Regions from separate parts of the Mus musculus genome. Here regions 2 and 3 are each linked to region 1. A link is a loop called in an ENCODE intact Hi-C map of the cell type or tissue named here. Cell type or tissue: left cerebral cortex. All regions are shown on one strand. Each heading gives the region's core, and the rest is flanking DNA. Links, peaks and the distances in the headings are about the cores only. Region 1 has its middle 21 kb from the start of Gm22934. Region 2 holds the start of Gm29976 (a long non-coding RNA gene). Region 3 holds the start of A530021J07Rik (Riken cDNA A530021J07 gene).

What was found. Peaks named below come from ENCODE experiments on the same cell type or tissue, not always from the same donor. Only the 100,000 strongest peaks of a DNase experiment are listed, where the experiment ranks them.
Region 2: it touches region 1 in a loop (4-fold over the local background); 2 of 42 quality-filtered maps call a loop at or near these places.
Region 3: a loop joins it to region 1, with 2.5 times the contacts of the local background. A loop is called at or near these places in 3 of 42 quality-filtered maps.

Annotation. Positions count from the first base shown.
Region 1 is chr7:83,009,961-83,021,008 of GRCm38, reverse strand. No RefSeq gene overlaps it. Among named protein-coding and RNA genes, the nearest start is that of Gm22934, 21 kb to the right of the region's middle. In left cerebral cortex, for the core only: a CTCF peak has its summit at 5,105; DNase peaks (open chromatin) are centred at 5,776, 6,038, 7,167, 8,636 and 2 more places; H3K27ac peaks cover 3,401 bases.
Region 2 is chr7:83,374,408-83,385,455 of GRCm38, reverse strand. It overlaps Gm29976 (a long non-coding RNA gene), which reads left to right and starts at 2,267. Exons shown (of 3, transcript XR_378302.2): 1 at 2,267-2,540. In left cerebral cortex, for the core only: no CTCF peak of the experiment used is centred there; DNase peaks (open chromatin) are centred at 2,215, 3,515, 3,866 and 4,411; H3K27ac peaks cover 1,584 bases.
Region 3 is chr7:83,138,512-83,149,559 of GRCm38, reverse strand. A530021J07Rik (Riken cDNA A530021J07 gene) reads right to left here and starts at 1,090. Exons shown (of 5, transcript NM_177895.3): 1 at 860-1,090; 2 at 357-456. The coding sequence starts at 916. In left cerebral cortex, for the core only: CTCF peaks have their summits at 5,782 and 8,681 (motif pointing left); DNase peaks (open chromatin) are centred at 3,752, 4,440, 8,799 and 9,046; H3K27ac peaks cover 297 bases.

The DNA.
Region 1 (11,048 bases), core at 1,087-9,086:
TGAAGCCAGTCTAAGAGACAGCAAAGTTGGATGAATGGTGTTACCCAAGTCTCTTTGAGACCATTACTAGCCCTGAATGGTAGTTATAAAGCGAGCTTTGAGAGCTGGTGTTTTCTCTATTAGTTTCAGTCTTGCTTTGGTCTAAGATTTCCCTGCTATGTCCCCATTCCTCTCTCTCACAATGGAAATGTATACTCTGTGTCACTCTATATTGGAAGCACGTCATTCATTTCTTATCTAATAGGAGCTCAAAGTGCAGACATTGCCTAGGGTCTTAAAAAGACTTTGGACTTTGAACAATGTCAGCCTTGTTAATGATCAGAGGAACTTTTAAATTGGAATGGACATATTCTACATCATGAAATAGCCATGGATGTATAGGAACCAGAAATACAATGTTGTGATTTGAACATGAACTATCTATCCCTCCTACTCTCGTGTATTTGAATATTTGGTCTCCAGTTGGTATTGTTGCTTGGGAAAGTTCTGGAACCTGTGGAAGGTATAGGGGCTTGCTTGAGAAAGTGGGTCAGTGTGGGCAGGACTTGAGTTTTTATAGCTCAGTCCCACTTCTTTACTCTACTCATTAAGTGCAGGCACACTGTGGCTGGTTAGCCTCCTGCGGCTGTGATTTCTCTGCCTATGATCCTGTCTCCTCCATCATGACTGAATGATTCTCCTTTAATTCTGAGCCAGAAAAAAATCTTTCTCCTTTAAATTTCTTCTTTATGAAATGTAATCAAGAAAGGTAATTAATACAATTTATGTGAGAACTACAAATCTTCACTGCATGATCTCAGAGAAAAAGAATCTTTATAAATACAACATTTTATCTCCCAAATTAACCCTGAAGCTCAGTTTCATCCTATTAAAAACAAACATAGACTCTATCATAGAATTCAACAATTATTTAACAATCTTGTATTTATAGAAATATAAAAATCATAGTAGAAGAAAATTATCTTGGCACTCAGAATTCACTGGGGTAAGTCTCAAGAGCCACATGGGCACCAAGATCCATGAATCATAGCGAAGGGATTGTGTTTGAGTAGATATCACAGGTACCTCCCAGATATCTTAAATCATTTTCAGATTCTTTACAATTTCCTGTAATACAGCATTTGTGTTATATAAATGATTCTTCTACAACATTGCTTGGGAAGTAATGAGAAAAAAAAGTCTATACCTGCTCAAAATTGATAGAACTTTTCATTTTCTTTTCTGTTCTTTTTTCTTTTCTTTATTCCTTCCTTTATTTTCCTCCCTTTCTTTTCTTTCCTGCCTTCCTTCCTTTCTTTTTTCATTCTTTCCTTCTTCCTTTCTTTTTTTCTCTCCTTCTTCCTTTAGCTCTTTCTTTTTTTCCCTCCCCCCTGAGACTGTGTCTCAAGTAGCACTGTCTGGCCTTGATTTCATGGTTTAGCTGAGGATAGCCTCCTAAGTGCTGAGATTGCAAGCCTATCCCTCCAAACATGGTTTACATGGTGCTCAGAATCAAACACAGGGTCTCATGCATGGTAGGCAAGAATTCTAACATCTGAGATACAGTGAGATACTCACCCTGCAATATATTTGCATGTGCATGTGTATGTATGCATGAGTGTGCACACATGTGTGGGCTCACAGGAACATGTATGTACATGTATATGTAGTAATATTGATATCAGGTGTCTTCCTTAATCAACTTATATATTGAAAAGGGGAAACGTGTGAAGAAATGAATCTAGAGGTTTTGTAAGAGACAGGAGATGGGTTGGATCATGGATCATCTCAAAGGCTACACTGTAGAACTTCATGTTGACTTCAAGGGAAGTGGACAGCTGCAGGTTATGTATGAATTGATGCTTTGGGATGGGATTTGCATTTGACACAGTACTCTGACAACAGGGAGGAGAGTAACTGAGAGTTCATCTGGGGTATACTGGGTAGGCTACCTACAAGCCTTTATAAAGATCCTTTACTGGTGATAAACAGTATTGTCATGGAGAGGGAGAGTGGTGTAGGAACTACTGAGATGATCAGGAAGAGAAGCTGATCCTGCCCTACTGTGGGGATAGAAATGAAAAGAGAGGCAGGAGGAACAATGGCTAGGTTCTTGGTTGTGCAATTGGATGATTTGTAGATGCATAAAGTACGACAGAAAACCATGATGAAAAAATATGCTTAGAAGAGAAGTCAGAAGTCCACTCTGGGCCTGGTAAGATGGCTTAGTGGCTAAAGACACTTGCTGTCCAACAATCTAAGCCTGACAACCTGAGTTCAATTCCCTTGACTCACTTAAAGGTGGGAGGAGAGAACTGATTGCACATTCTCTGACCTCCACATATTCACCATGACACTCATGCCTAATTAATAATAATAATAATAATAATAATAATTTCAAGAAATTCCGCTTAAGGAGTGTTAGGCTCAGGGTTTTCCAAGGACACACTCACTGCTGGCATTATGGTTTCTGATTGACAAAATGGCAAGAATACAAGATGACAATATGAGAGTCCCAGAGATAAATTAACTCTCTGACTCCAGGTTCATTCTTCACTTTGAACATGAGATGCCTACACTACAAGAGATATGCAGCTGCTCTGAGATGCCGTGGTACCTGTGGGCATCTTTCATCTGACACTGAGTACATTCATATGGAGTCAGGGCCTGAGAACTTGACCACTGGGTTCCAGGTCTATCACAGTAATCCAGGATATCACAGTAATCATGACAATGACATTATAAGTAATCATTATTTTTCACACCTGTTTATCACTGTAAATCTATTCTAATAAACTTGTGTTATCTTTCTAGGCTATCAAAATATCGATAGAGGTATTTTTGATAAATAAGTTTACAAAAAAGAGAAATAAATGGCTTGTTTCTCTTTTATTGCTTTACCAGTTGTGCTATTTGGCAAATAATAATGTTTGGGAGAGAATATAAGAGTGAAGGAATGAGTGTCAAGATGGAGGAGGGTCTGGGTGGTCATCCGAATGTGAGGAAGGGAATGAGGGCAAAGAAAGAGAGCATTTTTAAAACTATTGACAATCTATAGGTAATCTCTCACCTCAAAGTAAAAAGTAGTATGTGTGTGTGTCTGTCTGTCTGTATGTATGTATGTATGTATGTCTGTGTGTACGTCTGTGTGTATGTCTGTCAGTGTGTCCCTGTCTATTTGTGTACGTATCTGTGTGTATGTCTATGTGTAAGTATGTCTGTGTGTCTGTGAGTGTCTGTGTTTATGTGCCTCTGTGTGTGGGGTGTGTGGGCATGGGTGTAGTTGCATGTGTAGGCTTACATACGGAAATCGGATGTTAACCTTGGGTTTTGTTCTCTTTGGCTTTTGAGTCAGGAGTTTCTCACTGACCAGGAAGGAGTTCAACAAGTACGTCAAGATGTCTGGCTACTGAGCCTCCTGAATCTGCCCGTCTCCACCTCCAGGGCCAGGATTGTAAGCACATGCCATCACATCCAGTGTTCCCATTTTTGTATGCACTCTGGGAACTTCATTTGGGTCCTCATATTTGTATGACAATCACTTCAGTGATTGGACTATCTCAACAGCTGGGGGCACTGGGCTTTGTTTTATGGTTTTTACTTCATCATTATTTTATTTTGTATATGTGGGTGTTTGGCCTGCATTAGTATCTGTGCAGCACATGTGTTCAGTGCCCTGGGAGTCCAGATTGAGGCAGGTGTCAGATACCTTAGAAGTGGAGTTGCAGATGGTTCTGAACCACCATATGGGTTCTGAGAGTTAAACCCAGGTCCTCTGTAGAAGCATCTAGTGATCTTAACAGCTGAGCCATCCCTCCAGCCCTAACTGCCATCTTGTAACAAAGTTGTATTGAAGACAGCTTCTGCGATCACCCAGTGCAGTGTCCACTTCATACTAATAGAAGCTTAAATTTACCAAGAGAAATTGAAAAATAAATGAAGCTTTCCCTGTCCCCTGCCATTTCTCCCTCATATCTTCTCTTGCTTGTACCTTCGTATGCAGATGCTCACACAACATTCATTGCAGAGTGATTCCCTGGCTCCCTTGACCTGTGGGATTTGGGCAGAAATACTTTGCCAATTGCTCAGATGCAGCCGGGTCCTGGCTCTGCTAGGATCCATGCTCCATCCATGTGGAGATTTGTGTCTTTCTCAACCTTTCCTGTCAGCAACAGAGCCTCCCAGTGCCCTCCTTAGCTGCATCTCCAAGTAGAGTGTGAAGGAGAAGATCTGACACCTGCTTCCTGCCAGAGTCTGCTGCGTCGTTCTCATCCCCTGCAACCTAAAATTAGATGACATCTCCAGGAAGATGTTCATCCCAAGAAAAGCAGTCTACTTAGCAACACGGGCCCAGCTCTGCAGCAGCTACTCTTGGGAAGAAGGGACTGAGGAAGGTTGCCTTGGGAAATAGACTGACATCCATCCCTAAAGGGGATTTGAGGCCCTTTGCTCCATGCAGTCCCCCACCCCCACCCTATCCACAGCTCCACACAGAGCCTATGAGCTTCTAACTCCAGGTTACACCTCTGTGTTCACATCAGTATGAAATGTTACATACCTGGGGCCAGGTAGTACCTCTCCTCTAATTAGACATAGACATTGATTATAACTCCATCCGAAATATCCCTTCTCTGACCCACATAAACGATACATATAGGTGTGTTTGTGAATATGCACTTTCAGATATAGCTATACATATATATATAGAAATACAGTTGAACAGACTGAAGAAACTAGCGGAGTTAGTCTCATTTGCTTGATATTTTTGGTTTTTTTGGTTTTTGTGGGGTTTTTGTTTTGTTTTGTTTTGTTTTCTGGGGGGTTGTTGTTGTTATTGTTGTTTTCTAATCAAAATGCATTTTTGAAAGCTGCATTCAGTTCCTATTAAGGGATGCTTTCATACCTTTTATAGTGGAACAACTATATTTAACATCACCATTCACTCTAACTAGTAATTGGATTTTATAAGGTATGAGGCTTTTAAAGCTACCCTGAGTCTCACAATCTTCTCTCTGCTGTTAATGAGCCATGTTGACTGAGCGTGAGGCACACACACACTGGCTGAGGCTCCCCAGGCACCTGGGCTCTCCCGTTGCAGCTCTGCTGGTGGCAGCCAAGGCCTGCACAGGGCCTTGGTTAATTTTCATAGCCAAGGGAGGAAGGAAGCGATTCCTTTTTCGAAAAAAAAAAAATACATAAGTGATCTGAGGGAATTTGCACATTGGCTTTTTAAAGAATTCAAATTTGGGTTTTAAATATAATGACTGCAGAGGAGAGAGAGGAAGCCACACGTCCAAAAACACACTATTCTGCTGGAAGCTACTTCAGCTTTTAGAGAAGGGGGCTTTTGCAATATTCATTGAAATTATTCATGACGCCGTCCATCTCATCCTGTTTCTGTGGCTACAAATAAGAATTTATCCAATGTCAAAGGCCTTTCAAAGAAGCTAGAATGACACCCTAATTGTGTTGGGGATAAAAAGGTAAAAGCAAACAACAAAAGCCCCCCGAGAATCCTACTGTGAGCTGTGAGAGCTCGCTCATCCACAGGCTGGCAGGTCACTAACGCCCTCCCAGTTGCCTTTCACAGGGGATCCAAGAGTTAATGCAAAATGCATCAGAATACATCTTCTGGATTCTGGGAAGACAGTGGGAAGAAAGAGCCAGGAACCTGCCTTTCCTCCCTGAGAACAGGCTCACTGGCAGAGCCTGTCTGCTGTGACCACAGAAAACTGGAGTCTGTCAAGACTGCGCATCTTCCAGAGGAAGGCACACCCAGCAAACTGCAGTTAGGCTCCATCCATCTCTGCTCTTGGTCACTCATTTCACACCCTCCAGTGCTGCAGGCCACATGTCTCTGGAACAGCTGCCATGCAGCCTTGAGAAGCAGTGATAAGTGATCGAGAACCTGCCTTCCAAGCCTTGTGCTCTGAGCACTGATGTCTGTTTCACAGCATGGAGGTGAAGATGCTTAGGTGAGTGACCATGTCACACACTTGCAGAAAGATGGACTTAATGTTTCCTTTTTCCTGTCTTTATCTTTCCCCTTTAGATGTCAGACATCCAGACTGAGACTCATAAAAACAAGCCAGATTCAGAAAGATATTGTTCCTCATATGGTGTCTCCCACATATGGAGTCTGGATTTATACACCACACACATACCCACACAGAGAGAGAGAGAGAGAGGGAGAGGGAGAGGGAGAGGGAGAGGGAGAGGGAGAGGGAGAGGGAGAGGGAGAGGGAGAGGGAGAGGGAGAGGGAGAGGGAGAGGGAGAGGGAGAGGGAGAGGGAGAGGGAGAGGGAGAGGGAGAGGGAGAGGGAGAGGGAGAGGGAGAGGGAGAGGAAGGGAGAGGGAGGAAGAGGGAGGGGGGTGGGGGAAGGAAGGACATGAAAGCAGAAAGGAACTGTGAGAGGGGAGGGGAAGGCATAAAAGGAAGACCAAAAAAGAGGCTAACATGAAAGAAGAGAAAAAGGGTCACCTTCATATATAAATACAGATTAAATAAGTGTGTGTGTGTGTGTGTGTGTGTGTGTGTGTGTGTGTGTGTGTGTGTGTGTTTTAATGGAACCCACTATTTTCATACTAACTTAAAATAATTAAAAAGCAAGTACAAGAGAACAGAGGAAGTCACTAAACATCTGAGTACCTGATCAACATGAAGCTCACCAATTAGCACAGAGAGAGTCTTTAATGGTAAAAGTCAAATCAAGTTAAAAACATTCCCGGACTAGGGGAAGGATTTGACTTCTGAAGTTACCAAATTCTTAAGTCAAAACAGTCATTTTTTTCCCAATAATGACAACCAAAAAATCAAAATGCATTTTTAAAAAAACAAACAAAACAACCTTTTCCAAAGAAAGCCTAGTGGTTAAATGACTTACTGACTACAAAACACGTTCAATAAGCGTCTTTAAAATGCACAAAAGCCTAAATGATGCCCTGTAAGATGTCAGGAAAGTAATTCATACAGAGAAAGAAAAAGAAAGCTGGAAATGGAACATCCTAAAACTGAAGTACAGAGTTTGCTGGAGTGATTCAAAGGAAAACTTGAGCGAACACAAGGAAGAATCAGGAGACCTGAGGAAGAGAGCAGTGGGTGAGTCTGAGAGAAAGGTAGAGATGGGGCGAGGCGTAGCGAGGATAGGGTGGAGCTGCAACAGAAGCCTTGTAGATGTCTCAGAAAGAGAAAACAAAGAAGAGTGAACAGAAAGATTGCTTAAAGACACAGTGGCTGGAGACGCCTCAGATGTAATGAGGGACCTGCGTGTAAGAGCTCAACCAACAGGAGAGGGAAGACTTCAGAGAACCTACATTAGGACATACAGTAGTCAGGTTGTCAAGAGACTGAGAAAACCTCAGAGGTAGCAAGAGAGAACCACAGTCATGGTCGTCAGTAGAGGTATAAGCAGGTTCCTCAGCAGCGGTACGTGAGTCCAGAGGTGATGGGTTTGTGTATTAAAAGAATAAAAGACCAAAAAAAAAATACAATCAGTATATCAGTATATAGGGCAAAAGTGAGAAGTTGTACTACTCATAATAAGCAAAGACTATGGTCTTCAGTACCACTAACCCTGCCAGTGTAACCATGTAACTAAAATGATTGCTCAAAGGAGTTCTATGTCACGCCTAAAGAGCAGAGAGCAATTCACTGATAGATTAAGAAAGACTTAAGTAAAGAGGTTTTATAAAGTTAGTATCACAGTAATTTGTAACTGTGGTTTTTTTTCCCCTTTTCAACATGGTTGAAGAGATGAAAACATTAAACAATTATTAATCTAGAGTCCAATGGTAGTGGGCCCTTGATTTGAAATCCCACTTCATGATTCTAGAGAACTTGAGACACCGGTGCATTTTAAGAGTAGTTATTAATTTATGGTTTGGGACACATTATGTTTAAAGATGTCATTTTGCATTCTAGAAATGACATTGTGACATTAATGATTGAGAAGAGCAGTGGTGGAACTGAAGGACACCAGCCACACAAGGGTGGAGATGTGCTTTCTCAATCCAGATGTGCTTGACTTGAAGACTCAAGTGCTGAGCGGTCAATGATCACCAAAAGCCAAGCAGAGACAGTGGCTCTCAAGTAACTTGCCTTGTTTATATCTGTGATGGTTAAAGACATGATGAACACAGATAAGCAAAGTTAAAAACAAGCTCCAGAAAAGAAAATCAAAGACAGGTGGGAATTTGGGAGCAAATCAAAGAAATTCCTGATAGTGAAAAAGATTCCAAGAACGGCTAGGAGGGGGAAACTCAGCCATGCTATATGGGTTTTTATACAACTTCTGGCTAAAAGTGGACAAAAACTGAGATGATTATTATTGAGATTGGTTGCTTCCCCAGGTGTTTCGTGTGTAGAGCCAGGGTAGGAGTGACCAACACACTCCTGGCCCCACCATGGAAAGGAACACACTCTGCCCACCGTTGGCTTAATAAAAGGGTAGCCATGCATTAAACCCTCTATCTGTCCATCTCTGACTAGCTTTGCTGTTGGCCTCTGCTCACCCTGCTGTTCTCCAACCTTGTTTGGCTGGTGTCCTGCAGCCTGTTAATTATATCGTTTTTGTTCTCATGTTTAGATGACTAGTTTATAGTTTTACCACAGGCCTTTTTCCCCTTGCTGCCTATAGTGAGCTAACTCCTGCTCAGAACTATAAAGGAGCATATGGGGTTTTTTTTTTTTGACAGTGCTAAAGATAGAACCCACAGTCTCACATATGCTAGGCAAACTAATTCCTCCTGAGCTACATCTCCTCCCGGCCCAGGGTAGATATATTGTATATTATCAAGTTAAGCTGATATAAATTCAAATTAGAGTGCTCTAATTTTATATGTTAAGTGCAATCCATGATAACCACAAATAGAATAATTATAGAATACAGATAAAAGTAAATTATAAGCAAAACATTTCACTAGTCGAAGTCGAGGGAATACAAAGAACAGAATATTACCGTAAACAAGGTACAAAAAAAGGGTCATGTATCTCACAAATAGTAAAACGGCAAATCCTTCCTTGTCAGCAATCACTTTTAATACAAATGGACTAAAGTTCTTTTTCTGCAACTCAAATGATTTAATTAAGAAAAAGCCCCTCATACTTTTACATACTGCCTGATATTTAAATAAACAAACAATGAACCATTGACATAAGGGGCATCTGAACCTATAGACTGCAGCAGAAAAACACCTATCACCACGTGAAAGCACAATAGAAATTGAACAGCAGCCACGGAAGGAACATACAAATCTCCTGATAAACTTGTATAAATGGATATGCCACACATACACCAAATTTCCATATCTACTGCAAATGTCTTAAAATACAGAGAACCACAACTGGTGCCCTCCCCCATTATGAATGAGTGAATATCATAAATAATATCCTTCCTTCAAAGCTATGATGAATGAGATGAAACAAGATTTTTTTTTCCTTGAAACCGAAGACAACTGTGAAATCTAAAGTATCAAATCATTTACATGAATAGGGATTTTCTCTTGCATGAGTTCTTTCCTACTTCCTGACATCAAGATGATATACAAAGTCATTAAAATATTTACAGGGCTAAAGTTATGGCTGTGCAGTTGAGACAAGTTGAGTCCCAGGGTTAGGTTTTTCAAACTTCCTGTAATTCCTGCTACAAAAAGACCTAAAGGTCTAATCTTCTTGGAAATCAGCATGCAAGTGCACACACAAACATAAAGACACACTGACATCACGTAATTTAAATTAAAGCAAATTGTTAAACAAATGATTTTTTACTCATGAATGTTTTTCTTGTGCAAACATTCCTTCCTCTAACTCAGGCGTTGAGGTCCTAAGATCTTACCTACAGAGTGTTTCTTCATCATCAATTGATTCATGTTCAGAAAGCAAGCATGTAGGCTTGATGCTGGAAAAATCAATCTTCATCAGTTGGTGGTATCATTTGAGAAGATTTAGGAAATGCTGTCCTGCTGGAGGAAATAAGTCACTTGGAGTGGGCTTGAAAGTTTATATCCACACACTGTTTCTAATTCCCACTGGATGTAACTATCATCCTGAGTTAGGTAACTCAGACCCAAAAGGACATGCATGGTATGTACTCACTAATAAGTGCATATTAGCCAAAAGAAAAAGTGTGTGTGTGTGGGGGGGCGAGTACAGAATACACAGGAAACCATTCTCAGAACTCAAAAGAGGTCAACAAGCTGAAGTGCCCAAGTAAGGATGCCTCAGTCCCACTTGGGAGGGAGAAGAAAGCAATCACAAGTGGGGAGGAAAGAAGGAGGGGCCTGAGAGGAAAAGTGGACATGGTAGGGAGTGAGGGGGAGAGGGGAACATGATCTGGTATTGGGTGAGGGAAAAGGACTGACACCCCGAGGGCCACCAGAAAGAATGGAAACAGACAACCTTGAGGTAGGAGGTTGTGGGGACCCTCCAGAATGTACAAGAGACCTGGGAGGTCTTGTGTGAAAGAATTACAGGGATGGAAATGGAGAGGAGCCTGAGGAAAAGAAGGTCCAGCAACAGGCCCAAAGTGGGATCCAGCTCAAGGGGAGGTCCCAAGACCTGACACTATTACTGAGACTATGGAGCACACTCAAAAGGGGACCTAACATGACCACACTCCAGAAGATCCAAGCAGCTGAAAGAGTCAGGTGCAGATATTTGCACCCAACCAATGGACAGAAGCAGCTGAGCCTGTTGTTGAATTAGTAAAAGGCTGAAAGACGCTGAGAGGGGTGACCCTGCAGGAGGACCAGCAGTCTCAGTTAATCTGGATCCCCGAGATCTCTCAAACACTGGACCACCAGACAGGCAGCATGCACCAGCTGATATGAGCCACACAGCACACATACAGTAGAGGACTTCCAGGTCTGTGTTCATTCAAAGATGATGCACCTAACCCTCAAGAAACTGGAGGCCCCAGGAAGTTTAGAGGTCAGGTGGGGTGGGGGTTGGGGACATCCACGTGGAGACAGGGGGTGGGGAGGTGGTATGGGATGTGGAACAGTCGGAGGATGGATGGGGGGGGGCAGGGATAAAACATAGAGTGTAAAAAAAACCTAATTAATTAATTAAT
Region 2 (11,048 bases), core at 1,360-9,359, 360 kb before region 1:
GGATAGCCATTTTTACTACATTAATCTTGTCAATCCATGAGCATGGGAGATCTTTCCATATTCTGAGATCTTCTTCAATTTCTTTTTTCAGAGACTTGAAGTTCTTGTCATACAGATCTATCACTTCCTTAGATATAGTCTTTCTTATCTCCTTGTACAAAGCTTAAGTCTAAGTGGATCAAAGACCTCCACATAAAACCAGAGACACTGAAATTTATAGAGGAGAAAGTGGGGGAAACCCTCAAAGATATGGGCACAGGCGAAAAATTCCTAAACAGAACAGCAATGACCTGTGCTGTAAGATCAAGAATAGACAAATGGGACCTCATAAAATTGCAAAGCTTCTGTAGGGCAAAAGATACTGTCAATAAGACAGAAAAAATGCTACCAAGGGGAGAGAATTTTTACCAATCCTAAATCTGATAGGGGACTAATATCTAATATATACAAAGACCTCAAGAAGCTGAACTCCAGAAATTCAAATAACCCCATTAAAATGGGGTACAGAGCTAAACTAACAATTCTCAACCGAGGAATACCGAATGGCTGAGAAGCACCTGAAGAAATGTTCAACATCCTTAATCATCAGGGAAATGCAAATCAAAACAACCTTAAGATTCCACCTCACACCAGTCAGAATGGCTAGGATCAAAAATTCAGGTGACAGCAGATGATGGTAAGAATGTGGAGAAAGAAGAACACTCTTCCATTGCTAGTGGGATTGCAAGCTTGTACAACCACTCTGGAAATAAGTCTGGCAGTTCCTCAGAAAACTGGACATAGTACTACTGGTAGATCCAGCAATACCTCTCCTGGGCATATACCCAGATGTTCCAACTGGTAAGAAGGACACATGCTCCATTATGTTCATAACAGCCCTATTTATAACAGCCAGAAGCTAGAAAGAACCCAGATGTCCCTCAACAGAGGAATGGATACAGAAAATGTGGTACATTTACACAATGGAGTACTACTCAGCTATTAAAAACAATGAATTTATGAAATTCTTGGGCAAATGGATGTATCTGGAGGATATCATCCTGAGTGTGGTAACCCAATCACAAAAGAAGTCACTTGATATGCACTCACTGATAAGTGGATATTAGCCCAGAAACCTAGAATACCCAAGATACAACTTCCAAAACACAAGAAAATCAAGAAGGAAGACCAACGCATGGATACTTCATTCCTCCCAAAAATAGGGAATAAAATATCCATGAAAGGAGTTGCAGAGACAAAGTTTAGAGCTAAGACGAAAGGATCCAGAGACTGCTCCACCCAGGGGTCTATCCCATAAACAGCCACCAAATGCAGACACTATTGCCTATGCCAGCAAGATTTTGCTGAAAGGACCCTGATATAGCTGTCTCCTGTGAGGCTATGCCAGTGCCTGGCAAATACAGAAGGGGATGCTCACAATCATCTATAGGATGGAACACAGGGACCCCATTGTAGGAGCTAGAGAAAGTACCCAAGAGCTAAAGGGTGCTGCAATCCTATAGGTGGAACAACAATTTGAACTAATCAGTACCCCCAGAACTCGTGTCTCTAGCTGCATATGTAGCAGAAGATGGCCTAGTCGGCCATCATTGGGAAGAGAGGACCCTTGGTCTAGCCAACTTTATATACCCTAGTACAGGGGAAAGCCAGGGCCAAGAAGTGGGAGTGAGTGGGTAGGGGAGAGGGCCGGGGGGGCCTATAGGGGACTTTGAGGATAGCATTTGAAATGTAAATGAAGAAAATATCCAATAAAAAAAGAAAAGAAAAGTAAAAAGTAAAAAAAAAAAAGCTTTCTTTCTTTGGAAAGTGTCAAGTAGACTAAAATAAAGGCACTGATATTAAGACTACATTGTGGATTTTATTTAATATTCTCGTTATGTGCTTCTTTGTCATATTTTTTTAAATCTTATTTAACTGGCCAGTGCCAACTCTAAGTGACCTCCAAGCCACATTAATGGCACATCTTTATCACTAAGTTTGGTCTCACTGAGATTAAGGCCAGGGCAGATCATCTTTCATAGGACCATCAGCATTGATGTGTATCCTGCATGTTCTGTGAAAATGGAGGCTCACATCCCGTTTACTGTGTGCTGTGCACGTCTGACACAATCTGTCTCCATACAAAGATTGTGTCATTGTTCTATCCTGGACCCCATTCCAATGCACTTCCTGCATTGGCCTCCAGCCAATCCACAGTATCTCCAAGGAAACCTGGGGCTGGTTGCCATGGACACTCCTTTGCTGATAAGTCGCAGAGCACCTCTCCACTTCTCAACGTGCCTGGGAAGCAAGTCCTTTGGGCAGACAGACAATTGTATTCATTGACATTTCCAAGCCCCACCAGCTCACATCCTCTCCACGTGTATGGAATAGACATACAAAGGAGCCTTTCAAATATTTGTACCTGTCCAAACTAGCACGGAGTGAAGCTATCCTAGCCTTTGTAATTTGGTTTCAAGCCATGGGGGATAAATACGCTTCAGCAAATATCAAGCCTGAAGTGGAGCGATTGGACTGGAGCGATCAGAGCAGCAGGAGGGGTGAGTGCAGGGGAAATTGGCCTGAAATATTATTCTTGGTTCTGCAGGATTCAAGGTCATGCCCTTCTGCATCTGGGAGTCTCCAGAGAGGTCATGATGCCCTGCACCAGCTGTTCCTGGATGTGCAAACAGTGGCCATTTTTTTAAACATGAATATTTTGTTTATGATTTAATATTAACTGGAAACCATATATCAACTTACCATTGAGCCATGGGAAGTTTTTCTATTATCTTTAGTATTGTAGCAGTTTCTGAAGAAGAAAAAGAACATTTTTTTTTTCTTGGACTCTTAGTAGCCAAAAAAGCAGATCAGATCCAGAATCTTCTAACAGGATCTGCCTTTAGCTGTTACAATTTAAATCTGATAGGCTAAAGTTTTCAGTTCTGTTCCTAAGCTGTAGAGCCTTTAGGAGACAGCCCAGCTGGTGGAAGAGGGGTAGTTACTAGGGGTCCACCTTTGAGGAGGACACCAGTTCCTGCTGCTAGCTTTTGTACTTTCCCTTGATGGGTGTGGTGGTTTGGATGAGAAGTATCCCTTCCGGGCCCAGGGCTTTGCACACTTGGTCCGTAGTTAGTAACTCTGTTCCAGGAGGTTATGGGGAGGTGCAGCCTTGCAGGAGGAAGCTCATCGCTTTGAGAGGACACGAGCTCCACCCATTTCTAGCTCTCTCTCTCTCTCTCTTTCTCTCTCCCTCTCTCTCTCTCCTTGCTGTTTTAGGTTGATGTTGTGATCTCTCAGCTTCCTCCTCCAGTCACATACAGCCACTGTTTCTCCACAATATGGATTCTTCCTTTGAAACCATAAGTTCCAATAAACTATTTCTTCCTTAAATTGCCTTTGGTCACGGTACTGTATCACAGCAACAAAAATGTAACAGAGACAGATGGTACCAAGCAAATGAGCCACAACCTCGCCTCCCAACTCTGCACACAGAACTCACTAATCTCTACCCTCATTGTCGTGAGGGACTAACAGCTGCCCCACCAGACCATGAACTAAAGTCAGCGTTTCCTCCTTTGAGCTGTGTCTGTCAGGAGCCTTGGACACAGCAGTGGAAAAGCTGCCAATACACCACCAAGAAATGTTTTGCCACAAGCCTTATGATTACATTTTACATAAAAACTGGAGCATGGCTTCTTGTGGTTGAGTTTGGTTACATGGACAACCTTCTTTTGGGATGTCTCTCCTCATTGCCCCCAAATTAACTATATAGGGAAGGAACTCCAGATAGGAAGCTGATTTGCAGCCAACACAAAAATATGAAGAATAATGTTTTTGAATGTTTAACATAAACCGTGTGAACAGACAGGGAGCTATGGAAACATCCACTCCAGATTGTTAGCATGAGTCAGCATGTGGAGGAGGTCGGGTAAAATTAGTGTGTATGGAGGAAAGTTATTCGCTCTCCTCCTTGTGTATGTCTGTATTGTTGTTCTTTTAAAAATGAAAATAGTTTTGAAGTGAAATTGGCAAGTTGTTATTTTTAGGAAATTAACTGGCAGTTTTTTTAAAATCTTCCCTATGAGATTATAGGCTATTAATATGAGAAAATGATAATATAATCTAGGAGGAAGATACATATTTTCAACTTGCTTAGAAGTTGGGAGTGATGCCTGATTTCTATAAGAGAAAGTGACTTTCTCCAACACAGTGGGAATGACCCCTGCCCCAGCTCCTGAAATCAAGGAAGGCTGACTCCTGCATGCAATGGGATAAAGGGGTTCAACTAGGAATATCCATCGACCACACTTCTTTCTACGCAAGCAGGCTCTTGTCAGAGGCAGTGGCAAAGATGTCCTGGCATAGCCGAGCTCCCAGGCTGGCACATATAGTAGGCAAATGTCACCATAACCAGTCTACCCTGCAGTAAGAGCTTGCAGAGAACGGCAACATGAGAGGAACAACCAACCCAGACAGAGCCTGGATATGGTAGGGCTGACCTGAGAGCAGCAGGAACCTGCCTTGCTGGCATCAGGCCTGGACTGTGGGTAGACAGAAGAATCATGGGTGAGTCTGAGCTGATTTCCCACAGGAGGTCTGGTGAACCCTTATTCTTTGTGATACCATTCTCCTATCCAGTAATGCCACTCTTTCATCTGCAGAACGGGGAAGCAAGCCTTCCATCCTGGCTCTCAGCCTGAACAGTTCAGACACATATTTTCTATTCCTCCTACTGCTGACTTCTAATTTCTCTTCTTTTGCTTAATTTTCGAAGAACAGGTTTGTTTTCTGTTTTCAGATGATTTAATATTGAGTTCTGCAACTTACCTCCCTTCTACTTTTCTTGGATTTATTTTGAAATTATTTTCTCAATATTCTGAGGTGAATGCTTAGATCAAATATTTGTATTCCTTCTTGTTTAATAGCACAGGTAGTAGAGGTCTTATGAATTTTATGTTGAATAAAACTTTGAGTACATCTAATAAGTTTTTGATGCAAAATTGCTTTTATCCTTGTTGCCAGCATAGTGTGTGATTGCTTTCCTTTTTCTCTCTGGTCTAGAAACAAGTGGTTTCAAGTGGTTTTCATTTAAAAGCCCAAAGGACTTCAATTTAACCTATTTTTTAATTCTTAATGTTTATGAATGTATTCCTTGTCAGTTCCTATTTTTTAAATGTGTTGAGATTTTCTTCATAATATATTGCAACCTCAAATACTTTATTTGAAAAGAATAACATTCTCCATAGAGAAAGTTCAGTAAAATATTTGTTATTTATTCATTTTATGTGTATGGTTGTTTTGTTTATGTGTGTACCTGTGTACTATGTGTGTTCCTGTTGACCATGTCCAGAAGAGGACATAAGATCCCCTGTATATATGTAGGTGATGGGAATAGAACCTGGATCCTGGAAAAGTAGTTATTGGTCTTACATCTGAATCATATCTCCAGCCTCTGGTTATCTGTTTTTTACCTTAGTGCCAAGGGTCTGAGTTAATAACACTCCTAGTTTCATAAGACAATGTTATTAGTACAAGACAGGTTTTCCTCTTTAAGCTAATCTGCATTAATCTACTTTATTTCCAACATATTAATTCTTCTCTTTGTTGCAAATTATATATTCTTGTAAAATAAGTCTCTGCATTGTATGTGTGTTCATTACATTTCCATCTTATTAAGTTATTGGTTTAATTACATTTCTTACCTTTTCTGACTCAACAGTCCTTTAAGATCTGTCTGCTTTTGTTTGCCTGTTTTGAGACAAGATCTGTCTTGCTTCCAACTCACTCTGTAGCTTAAGACAACCTTGATATTCTGATTCTCCTGTAGGTATATCTGAGTCACTGGGACTACTGTTATGTGCCACCACATCTGGTCTTAGATCTATCTGTATATGTCTTTTCTTTATTAGTGCACCACACAATTTACTGTGTATCTATCATGTGGCATGTGCATTAGACCCAGAGTGTGCCAACTCTGCACTTCCACAAACAACTGTGGGAAACTACCACAGTCAAGTCCCTTTCTGCACCCTCACTAAAACTTCTCTGGGTCAGAATTCTAAAGCTACATGGGCAATTCCTGTAGTTCATGTCTGTTCTAGACAAGGCAGACATTTAACCTCAACTTTGGGTTCCACAAAATATCAACTGTGACAACCAAAAAATAACTTCAAATACAGTGAAGTGTCCTATGGGAGTAAAATTTACAAAACTGAGAGATACCCTCCTTAAGAGCTCCTTCCTAAAAGCTAGTGTGCATCTGAAATTCTAATATGTGGGACCATGTCCCTGACACCCTCGGGGAGGAACTGTTGCTTTTATTGGCTTTGATTAAAAAAAAAAAAAAGATATCACTTAACTTTCTTACAACTTTGCTTTTATACAACTGACTTACTGGGTGGAGAGTGAAACCTTATACCAGGGCCTGGAGAAATTATGGGTGAGGGGAAACAGAGACAAGGTACAGTTGGATAAGGAAACATCTCTAATGTTCTGTATAAAGTAAGATAACTAGCTGACAGCAGGTTATTGTGTGCTGTGAAATAGATGGTAAAGAGAGCTTGGGGTGTTTCCAACAGAAAGAAGTGGTAATGTTTGAGGTGCTAGCAGTAGTGAAATGTCACGTTGTGCTCCTAAATGTTAACTATTATGTCCACTAAAAATAAATTCCAATAGAGTATTAAGATTAAGTAAAATTACCAGTAGCATTAAACATCTCTTAAAGTCTCCTTCTATAATTGTTCTTCTGTCCCTTCCCATTGTCTTACTGTGGATTCTGCATTTTCCCTCCAGGAGTAAATATGTTTTCCCAGTCTCTGTGAGTCGCTTGGTCACTTTACCTGTGGTATTCCTTACTAAGTAGAAACACTCAGTTTTATATGTGATAGCTGACATTTGACTTAGAAATTTTATGCTTCAGAAAGTTTAAAAGGATCTTGTAAAGGTAAAAATAAATTATTTTTTAATTGATCTATTTAGAGGTGAAACTTCCTTAAATCAAATAAGAGGAGCCCTGAATAATCATGGAGCTTTATAGGATACTGGGGATATTTGCTCTGGGATGAGTCTGAGAGGGGAAGGGTCCCTGGATCTCTTCCACTGGGTTTCTTTGTACTTCAGCTTTGTTCCACTCCTCTGCCTCCTTCTGTCCTGCTTGAGCCTTTGCCATTCTCCAGGTAACCAAATCCTCTATGTCTCTCTTCTTCTTAGGAGAATAAACAAACTTACATACATTTGTATTTTTGTGACTACCTTTGTCTTGCGATGGATATTTTTCTTAAATTCTTTGTTGCTTCAATTTTAAGCACATTCTCTCATGTTTATTTCTTTAACAAATCCTCACTTATCTTTTTATGTTCTTATATTCTGTTTTGTGGTTTATATATCACTCTCCTAAGCCACAGAACATATTGTTTTCTATTACACAGGAAAGAGTCGGTCCGTGGATGGAAAGCCATAACCCTTTTGAGGTAGTATATGTAACTGAGATGTGTGGCTTCCAAGCTTCTCATTTGTTCCCATGCTAACATCTATCATGCGGGGCTGCGTTGCTTATTACCTTGTTTGATTATGTGGTTTCAAAATATGTTTTTCATATTCTTCTAAATAAGCCCCCTTCCCTTTGTCAGTATTTTAGAAATTGTGCATCCTATTTTTTTAACCTTTCCTAATGACCTAAATGTTCTTCTAAATTGTCTATCTTGCTGACTTGTCTCTTCAGCATTTCTCTTATTCAAATTTAAATTTTCCATATGCCCCTTCCCCCTACTGCCTTTGATAATATGACCAGGAGTTGCAAGCTTCAATCATTGTTAATGAATAACAGTGTAATGGGGTAAGACCTCTATTTATACAGCATTTCCATATGTTTGGCTGCCATTTTGATTCGTGTTTATTTAGGTTGCCTCCATCAGCTACTATTAAAAAGCTACGCACAGTTGTATCTATCCTCGAGGCTGACTCTCAAAGCATATGCTGTCTTTTCATGCTCTCTTTATGTCACTTTAATTTCCTCTTTCGACTCATTTGTTCTTAAATTATCAACCAATATTGTCGGTCTTGTCTCTTGACCTTATCTTCATCCTCATCTTAATTTGTACCCTTAATTTCTGTCCCTCATTGTAGATGTGTATTTATGGTGGTCAGTTTTCTCCAGAGAAACAGACTCAATTGGATACATACATAGACAGAGAGATTTGTTTTAGGAAATTGGCTTTTGCAACTCTGGAAGCTGTCAAGCCTCTTTGGGATGGGTAGGCAGGCCAGAGACAAGAGCAGAATCTAAACTAAAGTTCAAGTTGAGAGGTAAGCTACTAGCACTTAAGTCTCCTTGCTCTCCTTCAGTGTCAGCCTTCATTGCTACTGAAAGGGTTAGGTGAGACTTACTTTGAGGGCAACCTGTAGGGCAACCAGTTAAACAATTCCCATCTGTTCAAATGTAAATTGCATCCATTAACACCCTCACAAAGAAATTTTAAATTCCATTTGGCCAAATAATAGTGGTCCTAGACAATGTTATGATTAACATATCAAATTCAATATCTAAGGGCCACATCCCAGGGACTATTGAGACAAAAATGCACAGATGCTTATTTTGAACTCTTGATTCTTTGAAAACGCTTTTCAGGTGACATCTCCATTAAAGGTGAATGGGAATTGTTTGGGAGTCCCACCCTTTTCTCTATAAAATGCATTAACTATTGCTTTGTTGATTCAATGTCTTGTGAAAAAACCAAATCTCTAATGTATATTTAATCAAAATTCATACACTTTTTGTCTTGAAAGAGGAATTCCCGTGTCTGCGTTAAAAAAATTAATGTGAAGACGAATAAGGACAAATTTTCCCTCTTTTAAAATAAAATGAGTGAGGAAGATAGACTTGATAACTCAGTAACAGAAACATAACTCCAGCAATCAAAGGACATCGACTGAGAACAAACACAACCCATTGAAATATACGAAAGCCAAGACTGATAGGTTATTCCTCTGCCAATGAAATGAGCCAATTCAAACCAGATTAGATGGTATTAAATGCAGGTTTATTGGGAAGCTGCTATCAGGCGAGTTCACAGGCATGTCTTAGTCAGTTTCTATTCTTGGACAAACATCATGACCAAGAAGCAAATTGGGGAGGAAAGGGTTTATTTGGCTTACACTTCCACATTGCTGTTCATCACCAAAGGAAATTAGGACTGGAACTCAAGCAAGTCAGGAAGCTGGAGCTGATGCAGAGGCCATGGAGGGATGTTATTTACTGGCTTGCTTCCCCTGGCTTTCTCAGCTTGCTTTCTTATAGAACACAAGACTACCAGCCCAGAGATGGTACCACCCACAAGGGGCCCACCCCCTTGATCACTAATTAAGAAAGTACCCCACAGCTGGATCTCATGGAGGCACTTCCCCAACTGAAGCTCTTTTCTCTGTGATAACTCCAGCCTGTGTCAAGTTGATACACAAAACCAGCCAGTACAGGCACCAAGGATGAAATCCAGAAAGTCATTATGTGGAAAGAAGTGAGGGAGGGGGAAGAGAAAGAGAGAAGGAGTGAGAGAGAATGGGAGATGGGGGAGAAGAAAAGGGTGAGAGACTAAACTGTCTGGATTATATAGGGAAGAGTCTCTGGGGGAAGGGCAGCTCAGCCCCTCAACTGAAAGTTTAGGACTGAAGGTAAGCTATGCCAGGGATGCCCTATAACAGGTTAGACTGAGAAATATTGGGAGAACCTAGAGGTCAGATCAGCTTTCATATGTAAAATATGCACCTCAGTCCCTTGTCCTACAGTTCAGAACCAAACAAAGATAACCTTTAAAATACTGGGGGTAAAATATAAAATATTTCACATGTGACATTTTGAGAATTTAACTTTGAGAATTTATTTACAAGAGAAATCTGGCTTTGCTTCCAAATTATAAACAGTGGTATTATCCTGGTAAAATGATTTTAAAAGCTTTGTTTGGTGCAGAAAAAGTTACATATAATTGAGAAATGTATGTGTTTGCAAGGACAGCGGCCTAAATTTCACAGCTACCAATTTTTTCTGGAACTAGCTGTCCTGGAACTTACTATGCAGCCTAAGATAGTCTCAAACTCAGAGACCTGCCTTCCTCTCCCTCCTCAGTGCATCCACCATTAATTCTGATTGTGTGAACAACAGTGTTTCAAGAGCAAGGAGTGTACAGTGAGCCCTGCTGTTCTCTGGCTTACATTTATTGTGTATCACTAAAAGATACATGGAATAACTAAACATGGAAAAGAGCCCACATATTTTTATAAAAATGTCCAATGGTTGAGAAAGGAGAGAATGTGTGTGTAGTTGCCATGAATATGTATACAAATTTGGTCCATGATGTTATTTATTGTAGGAAGCAGACATATTTTTTGAAATGTCAATTAAATTAAAAGATGTGTCTGTGAGAAATTTGAAATTGAATAAATACTTAAATGCTTCAAATAAATACTTAAGCAAGAACAGTAGACTGGATGAAAGTTAAAGACTAAGTCGATCAAGCAGGAAACCATTTTAAGAATACTCTCCACTTTCCCTCCTAGGCCCCTCCCTCCCTCCCCACTTGTGGTTGCTTTCTTCTCTCTCCCAAGTGGGACTGAGGTGTCCTCACTTGGACACTTCAGCTTGTTGAGCTTTTTGAGCTCTGTGGACTGTATCTTGTGTATTCTGTATTACTATTTTGGGGGGGGGGCTAATATCCACTTATTAGTGAGTACTTACCATGCATGTCCTTTTGGGTCTGCGTTACCTCACTCAGGATGATATTTTCTAGTTTCATCCATTTGCCTGCAAAACTCAGGTGTCCTCGTTCTAAATAGCTGAGTAGTATTCCATTGTGTACCTGAACCACATTTTCTGTATCCATTCTTCTGTTGTGGGGCATCTAGGTTGTTTCCAGCTATTGGCTATCACAAATAAGGCCACTATGAACATAGTGGAACACTTGCCCTGTGACATGATGGGGCATCTTTTGGATATATTCCCAAGAGAGGTATAGCTGGGTCTTCAGGTAGATCTATTTCTAATTTTCTGAGGAACCTCCAGATTGATTTCCAGAGTG
Region 3 (11,048 bases), core at 1,328-9,327, 130 kb before region 1:
CAGGGGGGGAGGGAGAGGGGATGGGGGTTATCGGAGGGGAAACCAGGAAAGGGGATAACATTTGAAATTTAAATAAAGAAAATATCTAATTAAAAAAATAAAAAAGAGGCCATAAATTTGAAAGAGATCAAGGAGGGCATGTGGGAAGTCTTAGAGGGAAAAGGGAGAGTAAATGATAAAATTATAATCTGAAAATAAAAGAAATAATCTTTTTTAAAAGGATGAATAGTAAAGTAAACATGAAGTACAAAATAAGGAAGTCCAATATAACAACAAAACAAAACAAAACAAACACAGTCAAAAAGAAGAGAGGGCTAGCAAGCTGGCTAACTGAATAAAGGGGCTTGCAGACAAACCTGATGACCTGAGTTCAAGCCTCAGAATCCACATAGTAGAAGGAGAGAACTGACTCCTATGAGTTTCTTTGTCCTTTTGATGTGTGTGCCTGTGTTCCTCCTGTCAACATACAATAAATGAATAATTGTGTTTAAGAGAAAAGGGAAGCTTTAAAAAATGCTTGTAAGAAGAAACAGAGGCCTGAAAGTGCCTTTTGCCATTCTAAATACATTTTCTAAACAGAATTAAATAGTATATAAAAGTGTAAAAAGAATTCTTAAAACAAAGAAATACATCATAGTCAGTTTTTCAGTATCTATGACAAATCGGTCCCAAAGCCCCAAGGGGATGCTTAAGCCTCTTATGGGAATTGCTGTATCCTTTTGCATATAACCCACACACATCACCCCTCTCTGCCCTTTAGCTCATATCTAGATTAATGCCAGTGCCTGGCAGGATATAAATTCTATGCACGCAGAGAGATTACATTTATTAGAGAAAAAGAAGAAAAATATATACATACCAAGCAGAGACAAAGTTTTTGAACAAGTACTTTCTGGTCCACAGAGGCAGAGTCCATGGTACACAAGAAGACAGACACATCACAGCCAAGTCTACCGAGAGAAGAACATATTTACCCCACACCACCCAGCCTGTGCTGCTGCAGGCTAAAGCAAATCCAAATGATCAGTGCTGAAACCTCTGAAACAGGAGCTGAACCAGATGTCTACGCTTTTTTAAAGATGTTTGTCTCAAGTGCTTGTTAAAGTAATGGAAAGCAGAAAAGAATTGGAGCAGACCGTTTCATATACACACTCTCATTCAAAAGGGGTATGCATGCTTGCTGAAACAAAAGAAACCAGGCCACAGTCTCAACCACCCACTAGTGATGGCAAAGCCACAAGAAAGAAATGTCAAGTTGGGAGTGTTCATATGTGCCAAACACAGCAAGAGGGTTAAGAATGGCTTGCGACTTTACAATTAGTAATGGCATTTACAAACTTGGTCATCGTTTGCCTTAGCAGGTTCAGTGGATGCAAACAAGCAGGAACTTGTGAAAGGATTGGATAGGGAAGGTGTGAGCCATATTATTACTTGAGTAAAAGGGTCCGAGATACAGCTACTTGTGTGGCACAGTTGAGGTAGTGGAAGGTGATTGCTGTTTCCTTCTTCTTGTTTTCAGGAGACTTATATGCAACCACAGACCACAGAGAAGGCGATGGGGGTGGAGGTGGAGGTGTGGGGGGCAGAAGGAAGATATGAAGGACCAGAAACATGGAAAGGAGGGAAATGGAAGCAGCTGTGATCTACCCTAACAGAAAGCATGGAAGTGACGCTTTCCTCAGAGCTAAGACAGAGGGAAAAGGCTGATGTAGAGGAAGGAGGGAAGCTAAGCATGATTGCCAACCAGAAGACAGAGCTGTCATGCAAGGTATGTTGGCTGGTTTTATGTCAACTTAACATGAGCTAGAGTACTGGAGGAGAGGGAGCCTTGATTGAGAAAATGTCTCTAGAAGATTGGGCTATAAACAGGTCTATAGAGCATTTTTCTTAATCAGTGATTGATGTAGGAAGGCCCACCCCATTGTGTGTGGTGACATTTCTGAGCTGGTAGTCCTAGGTTCTATAAGAAAGCAGGCTGATCAAGCCTTGGGGATCAAGCCAGTAAGCACCATCCCTCCATGATCTCATCTTCAGTTCCTGCCTTGTGTTCCTGCCTTTACTTCCTTTGATGATTGGCTATGATGTGGAAGTGTAAGCCAAAATAAATCTTTTCCTCCCCCAAGTTGTTTATGGTCATGATATTTTACTACACCCATAAAACCTCTAACTAAGAACAATCACCCACCCCACTTCACCCCAGCCTCACTAACAGTACAGACATCAAAGCAGTTCCTGATAATGAGGCCAAATAAGCTGAACAATTCACACCTGTAATGTAGATCTAAGTTTTGGCTAAGGCCAAAGATGATTTAACGTTTTGTAAGGAGAATGGAATTCAAGTACATGTCCTAAAAAATGGCGAGAGTTCCAGGGAGTATAACATGGAGTAGCGGGATCCTTGGTGAACGTAATATGAAGACGCTGACCAAATGGCCTTGGCTTTCGGAAGGGAACTAGGAATGGATCAAATTCTAATCATTACAAAGGCAAACATGATTCAAAAATGTTGGAGAAGCCTGAGACACTGTGATCCCTCAGTAACTACTCAATAGGTATTTCCAGGCTAACACATCTTGCATGGGTGTTTGGAGTAGTTTCTTAGATACTTCTCTCAATAATCAGCTACATCTCCTACCTGTTTCCAACTCCCATAGGCCCAGCCAGAATTCTTTTCCTAAAATATAGATTCTGGATTCATTATTCACTGTTGAGAATGTGTCCTTATCATGCCCAGGGTAAATATAAAAACATCAGTCTGCCACTGAAGCCTCGGGATAATGTGGAGCCACCCTACTTTCTAGTCTAGTCTCTCTTGCATCTCATTCATGCCAATCACTTTAGAGTGACTGCCCTGGGGTTGGGGAGAGACTTGGAAAATGCAAAAGCAGCTTCCATGGATTGGTATCCTGTGTCCATCACATTCCCTCGCTGTGTGACCTTACTACTGTCACATTACTAATATAAGCCCATTCCATACACTGAAGATGACATCTCTCTCAGGATGTTGTTACAGGATTAAGTGAGCTAATGTGACAAAACACATAGTGAGTATTACTGATTCCATGGCACGTGCTCTCGTGCCTGAGGGAGTGTCCCCTTGCTCTCTGCTGAACATCTTCCCACTCTGCCCATCTCACACCAAGATTACCACCTCTTTGAAGTTCTCCATTCTCTTATTTTCATATGAGCCAAGGTAAAATTAATCACTGCCTTTGTGCTCCTGGGAGATTCATTTGGTCCCAATTAGAGCAATATTAGCATTGTGTTTGAAGTAATTCTTTACCACAGCTTTCCAAGCACAAAGCAGTAGTAGGCTTGTCCTTTTGCTAAGGGCCACGGGCTAATTCAAGCTTTGCAGCCTTTGATGTACAAATAATGAAAAGAGAGGGTGCGTTCTTAATCAGAAATAAAGAAACATCACTTGCTACATCTTCAAGGAAAAAAAAAACCATGCTTTTTCACTGATAATAAAAAGCCCAATTACTGTCTTCTTTAAACCATCTACATCTCAAGGGTTTAGACAGTGCTTGTGACAGGTCATTTTTCAATAAAGATCTTCTAATCAGGTGGGATGGAACAAAGTCATCTTCCTGGGGATAAAGCTGTCCCCATCCACCACCCAAGTTTCATTACCGCAAAGTACATCTATTTTGAAAGAAAATTCTAAAGTGAACTTCTCATAATATGAACAGCTAAGATGCATTTTAATGAGCAGCAGAAAGCTTATAATATCTCACGGTACTAGCCGGCAATATGTCCCTTTTCTTGCCAGTAATATTTTCAATGAGGAAAGCATCTACAAGTATTTCTAGCTCCCTTCATGTTATTAAAAGTACCCTTGTAACCTAGCAACCACCAAGATACAGATATTAAAACAGACACTTCATGATATATTCCAGTACTTTGCCATCCATAGCATAAACGTCTACATTCTAATAATTACTCGCTCCTTATTTATGGGAATAATTCAATGCCATTTCCCCCCACTGTCTTTTGCAAACCCCCTTCCCCTTCCCTTAATATTTTGACCTATCTGCTCAGAGGTAAAGTAAGGGGAAGATGAAGTCAGCTCAAAAACAAGCAAGAGTGGAAGGGTGTGTCCTAGCGGGTCAGGAGAAAGTGGTTAGGAAGCTCAGCCCACCCAGTCTGACCATAGCCCCTGGGCCTTGTCCTTTAGACATGATCAGACTGTTCTCTTTGCAGTGGACAGGCACCTCATTGGTTGAAAGCTTTACATCATGTTGCAGTCACTGAGGCCACTGTGATGAATGCCTTCTGTCTTCTTGCAGTCTCATAATCTCTCCATTGAGGCATCAGAAGCTGGCTAAAGCTGTCACGTGACCAACTGTAGACCAATGCAACAAATCTGTGCGCTTTTATGTGCACAGGGTGGAAGGGCTGGTGCCCTGGCTTGAGGTAGGCAGAAGAGAGTGATGGGAGTGGAGTTAAGGTAAGCTGAAGGGAAGAAGAATATCACCTCCTAGGGGCTGCGGTCATTAGAGACACTGATGGAAACAAATCCTTCCAGGACAGGATGGTGTCTCCATGGGCACAGTGCTTGCCGTGAAAGCATGAAGGCTTGGGTTTGGATCCGCAGCTCCCGTGTGGATCACGAAGCTGAGTGTGGTGGTAACAGCATGTATTGACAAGCCCAGCACTCAGCAGATGAAGAAAGAAGGGTCCCTGGAGCTTACTGGCCACCAACTCAATGAACTCCAGGTTCAGTGAGAAACTCTGTCCTCCAAAATAAGGTAGAAAGAGAGACTGGGGAAGAGACCCAATGTTGATCACTGACCTCTGCATTTTCTCACATGTGCATACCTGCATACACTACTACTGCACACATATGAAAGAATCTCATTTTAGTTTAGTTTACTTTAATTAAACTCTTTCCACCACACGTGTCCAGGGTACTGGGGAATAAAACACAAGTTTAATAGCTAGAAGAAACTCTAAACTTGAAAATCAGGGGCCCAGGAGATGTCTTAGAGTATAAAGGTGCTTGCCACCAAACCTCATGACCTGAGTTTGATCCCTGTGTCCCACATGGTGCAAGGAGAGGAGTAAGTTAAGACTCTCAAAATTCATTCTCTGACTTCCACAAGTGTTTCACAGCACTAGCACATCAACACACACACATGCACACGCACATGCACAGACACACAAATGCAGGTACACACTCACATATCGCACACATACACACACATAAATAAAGTTTTTTAAAAAGAAGAAGATCACAGTTGTGATGAGATTAACAAAAGAAGGAACGTGAAGAATAGAGAAAAAGGAAGTGCTTAACTCTAAGCCTCAGGCAGGATGACTTCTAAGGGGAGGCGGTGTGTTATGGTGATAATGAATAAAGATGATTGATGTTATCAGCAAATACACTGTCTTCTGGTTCCTGTTTTCTGTGCAGCTAATGAAGATAAACTTAAAGAAGTATACAGAGCCTAAAAGGAGCTGTGAGTGTGACGCTGCTACTAAAGCTAACAGGCAGTGTTGCTTCCAGCACCTCTGCAGTAAGAGTCTAACTCCTGCTTCACTCCAGAAGCCACAGGTTAAAAAGCAAACAATAACAAATTATAAAGTTTCAGGAGATGGAAGACCTCGGAGGTCCCCATGCAGGCAGTGTCTCAGAAGTGACTCAGAGGCTTGGAGGGCAGGGGATGGAGGTGAAGAACGATCATTCCTGAATATGCATATGACCCCTTTCCAAAAACCATCACATCTACTGGATTACAATATCAGTGGCACATCTTGGCCACTGGGTGCCTTTGTGACTTCCAAATGAAGTCATAAGGAGACTCTCCCCAATCCACTCCTGCAGGCACTTCAGTCCCTAGTGGTGAACTGGGCACAGAATTCACTTAAGGTTTCCATGTTTGTGTTGCTTCCATGTTTGTGTTTCTTCCTCCTAAGCAGATTCCCTTGCCTGTTCTCTTTCTTAGCTCTCTCTCTCTCTCTCTCTCTCTCTCTCTCTCTCTCTCTCTCTCTCTCTCTGTGTGTGTGTGTGTGTGTGTGTCTGTGTCTCTCTCCATGTCTCTCTCTGTCTCTCTGTCTCTCTCTCTCTCTCTGTGTGTCTCTGTGTCTCTCTCTCTGTCTGTCTCTCTCCGTCTCTCTCTGTTTCTCTCTGTCTCTCTCTGTCTCTGTCTCTCTGTCTCTGTCTGTCTGTCTGTCTCTCTCTCTCTTTCTCTCTCTCTCTCTCCTGTTCCACATCCTTGAGCTGGAGGAGAAGATGGACCAAGAGTAGTGGTGAACAGCCCAGCTGAGACTTAAGAGGAGGCAGTCACAGTATGGGGCATGACTTTCCCATAAGCCTTTCCACCCTGTGACTGGCAAGCAACTGGGAATGCTGGCTGTTTCTGAAAAGACTTCACCTATTAGACTATCTGCCCTGTGTGCAGGACCAAATGCATTGCGCTGACAGCACTGGCTCATACCCTAGAGAGTAGGTGGATCTAAACACTCAGGAAATACAGGAAGTGGCAGGAGCCAAAGTGAACGTTCACCAGGCTAAAGATGGGAAGATATTTCATAATGGAAGAAACATAAGACATTGTAAACTCGTGGGGTGGTATAAAGGAAGACCTCAAACTGTTGAGGCATAGTAGAAAACACAGAGAAAACCAAGAAAGAGATAGAACCAAGGGCCTTGAGCTTGACTGTAACGATATCACAGTGGATAGATGTTGGCACTAGGTTTGGACAGATGTGGAGCGAATATTGCAAAGGCCTGGTGGTGTTCAAAGTTGCTTCTCATATAGCTGTGGTGCATATACTTAGCTGAAAGAGGCAAGGCAAGATATTAGTATGCACCTGAGAAGCTAGGAATCCTTCTCCACGATGCCAGCCCATCACCTCCGTTTAGCGTCTCCCAACAATGTTTTATAGAAGTGACACAGACAATATGTGTAAATGTGAGTCTCGCTGCCTCATGTTCTTACTGCTGTGGCTGTCACCAGCTGCTGTGCGGATAGCTCAAGGGAGTGAGTTCTGGAAGAATTTTTGAGAATAAACGGTTGCTGAGAGTTGTCTCTTCAAGTTTAGTAGTTCCCTGTGGGTTTGACATAATCTGTATGGAGACTTGAAATGGGAGACCCATTGAGGATGACATTGAAAAGTTAGGGTGTATTGACAACCACCACGGGGAAAACACCATGGTGAGGGAGATGAAAGGATTCTTGAAATGTGTGCATAGCCTTTCCTCAGCTGGAATTCTCTTAAGTGGAGGCTCTCAGATGTGTTGATTCTCTACTACAATAAAGCAGCGATGACCAGACCCATCCCCAGAGTTTGGGATCGGCAAGTATGAAAGTCTGTCCTGAAATTTTGCATTTCTAATGAATTACCTAATGGTGCTGGTGTAGCTTCTCAGAAAACACAGACTGGTTCCAAATATCTTTTCAAGCATACTTTTCTAGATAGCAGAACTCTGATTAATTTTAAAAAATGCTTACTTGGAATTTATCTGAGGCAAAGAAAGGATTAGGATACAAGCATAATGGGAGATGATCCCAGAAAGCCATGGAAGGGAAATAAAAAGGAGTAGTGAGGAGAAGCAACTGGGAAAAAGTAAGAAAGGAGGATCCTAAGTCCAGTTACCACTGTGAGTACCTAAAACTTCATAGATGACTCTATGAGTCATCTCATAGAGGCAACAGAAAGAAACCAAGTACCTCCATGTGAATCTCTCTGGGAGTAGTCATGAGGGAGTATTACACACTAAGTTCTACTAACCATTAATTGAGAGCTACTCTGGGTATGTTGTCTGATTAGCACGTCCATCTGAACATAGTGACTGGCAGAGAGCTCCAGACCTTCGTGGTCTATTGAGAAATTAACACACACACACACACACACACATACACACACACACACACACACACACACACACACTCACACCAGAGCCAACATACAGCATCAAGCATAGCACCAAGGAGGTGGTTGTTTGCAAGTACAAGAACTTTTTTGTTGGCTTGTCTTGAAAACCTGGACACTCTTTCAAGCAAACAGTAGTTGGCTTCTATGTCCATAAGTCATTGTGTTTAGGTTAAATAGCTAGAACACTCTGTTCTCAGATCATAGATGCAAACTTAAGGGTTAAAGAAATACAAAAAGGGTTATTTGAGTGATAAAGACACCCACCATCATCCTTCTCTCAATGTTTCTAGACAATGTAAGTTCCTGCCTACACCCTTTACCAAGCACCGCTCTGAATGTGTTGGCTGAGCTCCAGTCTTCTCTCCCACAACATTAGCCTCAGGACCCTAACATGAAGATCCAGCCATTCTCCCATTTCATATCTCCTGATAAAAGCCAGATTACTGTGATCTCATTCATCTTTTCCTTTCTAATTGCACCCCTCCTCTACGCCTATAGGAAGTTGAAGCAAGTTGACGATGCAGGTTCAGCTGTTGTCTAGGAATCTTTGCACGTTCCGTCCTCCAGGCCTAGAACTCCTGTGTTCACCATGAGCACAGTCAGACAGCTACCAACTAGGAATCTGGAAGATCAGCCAGCTTGACTGATATTGCTCTATTTTAAGGCAACGATTTTTATAAACACCTAACCGCTTAATTGTTTGACTTTTCTCAAGTCTGTTGGCAAGGGGCTTTAAAAAAAAATCCTTCTTTATTGAGAGTGCCACCTAGTGACTCTGCTATATAAAAATCCTCCCAGATGACTGGCATCCTCTGCCATGTCACATGAGTGCGTCCAGTTGGTACTGATCAACTACCTGGCAGCAGCCATGTTGGTAGCTGCATGCCTCCTACAGGCAGCTCAGCTTCCCTTGTCTGCTTCTATTTTTATTAGCAAAGGAGGAAAAATAGCATCACTGGTGTTTTATAATTGGAAACATGACCTATATATTCTTGGCTGCCCCAACCTTTCCTAGAAGGGGGCGAAAAAGTGAAATCTAATTTCAGAAACAACAGCTTTCTGATCTGTGTACTTAGCACTAATACCTCCAGGTTAATTAAGGACAAAAGAAATGTGGTTGATGGGGAAACAATGTGGATCAGAGACAGGAAAGTTGGATTCTAGAAGGGCAAGGCTTCCAAGAGGAGACTGAAGAATAGGCAGCGTGCCTGCCACAGTCACGGGAGTTTTAAATAGCTGGCTCTACTTAAGTCGCAGGGTTAACCTTCTGAACCCAGCACAGGGAGGAGGCAGTTCTGTGAGGCCTGGAAAGCCAGCTCAACAGTTTTAATCCAACTCTTGATGGATGAAGATCCCAGCACCTGCTCGGGTGACCTTAAGCAGAGAACTTAATGACAAAGCAGGAAGAATACAGCCTTCTGCTTCTGAAAGGCTCTGGGCTAGGGGAGGAGCTCAAGTACAGCCAACAGATATGGGAGCCTTCCTTCTTCCTAGACGCCACTGTAACTGTCCTGTCCCTCTCTGTCTTCCCCTGTGGAACTCTAATGTGGTGGTGCAGCCCCCAGAGGACTCCTGAGCTGTTGAAAATGTGATCTGGTAAAAGTGGGTTGTGTTCCACCCTGGTTGCAGGGTCCTCGGCATGATGAGCTTCTAAAGGCAGGAATTCTCTAAGCTGAGCCTTTCCTCTGAGTCCCCCCAGGTACCTGTTGGGATTCAGCCTGCCTCCTGGTACTACCCAGTTAGATCAGAACCGGTTCACTACTATAGAAGATAAGCTATGCAGAGTCCCAGCCAGTCCCAGTTGAAGAGAGGTATTGAGGGAAATATGGCTAGACTTGCCACCAGGGGCAGCTGGCTAGCAAGCCACTCATAGGCCCCTGACTGCTGGTCTCTCTTGGTGGCAGATCTTTCCTACCACTTCTTTCTGTGGGATTCTTACAGATTCTCCATCCAACCCTACCTAACCGCCTCAGCAGTCTTAAAAATGACACACACCGAGTTTGCGATTGCTTCAGGGACGAGAACACAGTGACTCCCTGGATTTGCTGCTACAATTCTTTACTCTCTGTTCTTGTCGCAGAACCTATTAGTGGCTTTCTTTAGCCCTAAGGCAAAAATAAACCTGCCATGAAAGTAGATCATTGACCTTAATTGTAAGGTGACTGACTAGGAAGAAGGACAAAGGTGGCAGCTGCTAACGGCCATCGTCTCTACTGTCATCCTTCCCATGCCTCTGATCTGCTCACAGCACATTTTACATGCATGTTGCCTTCCTGACTTCTAGGGATTCTGGTGGGACTGCAAATCAACTGTCCTGCTCTGTGCCCACACAACTAACCAAGCTTGGACTTCTGCATAGCCTATCCCATAGTGAACCAATCCAGAGATGACACAAATAGACAATCAGCTAATCTTTCCTTTACATGTAGAGAATCCTGGGTGTTGTAAGCACGTGCCTAAAGATCATTTCCTCAGCAACATGGTGGGAACTAATGGAAATGAAGGCAAGCTCAGACAGGCAGAGAGTCAGAGGAGTGATGCTCTTATCTTCTGCTGCCTGGATCCCTGGACCTCCCATGTCCTTCCCAGTAAGTCTCCCTTTTTACAGCCTCACTTTTGCTTTATTCTTCTCAGATAGTGCAATGGAGCCATTTGTTTCCTTAATCTGAGAGTATCCAGAGTCGTACAAACTCCTTGCTTAGTTCTACTGCCATTGTCTGTGCAGTCAGCCCTCAGTAGTCTTCACTATCTTGATTTTCTTCACAGCACAAAATCTCCATTGCTTGGTCTTTCTGCTATCCCTCACGTACCTGAGGGTCTTCAATAACTTTCGAGTTATTTTGACCCATCTTTCAAAAATAGTTTGTGCATGTGCATGCATGTGTGTGTTGAATGTGTATGTGTTTACATGTGTGTATACATGTATAGTACATGCATGTAGAGGCTGGAGGTTGATAGCGAAAGTCCTCCTCTATTGCTTTCCACCCTATGTTTTCTTGTTCTGAAAATAATTTTCATACAATATGTAACAATCACTATTTCCCTTCTCCAATCTGCCCCACGCCCTTACCACCCATCAAACTTCATAACTCCATGCCTTCTTTCTTTTTCTCTTACTTTAGAAAACAGACAAATTAAAAAACAAGCAAACAAAAACTCTAGATTTT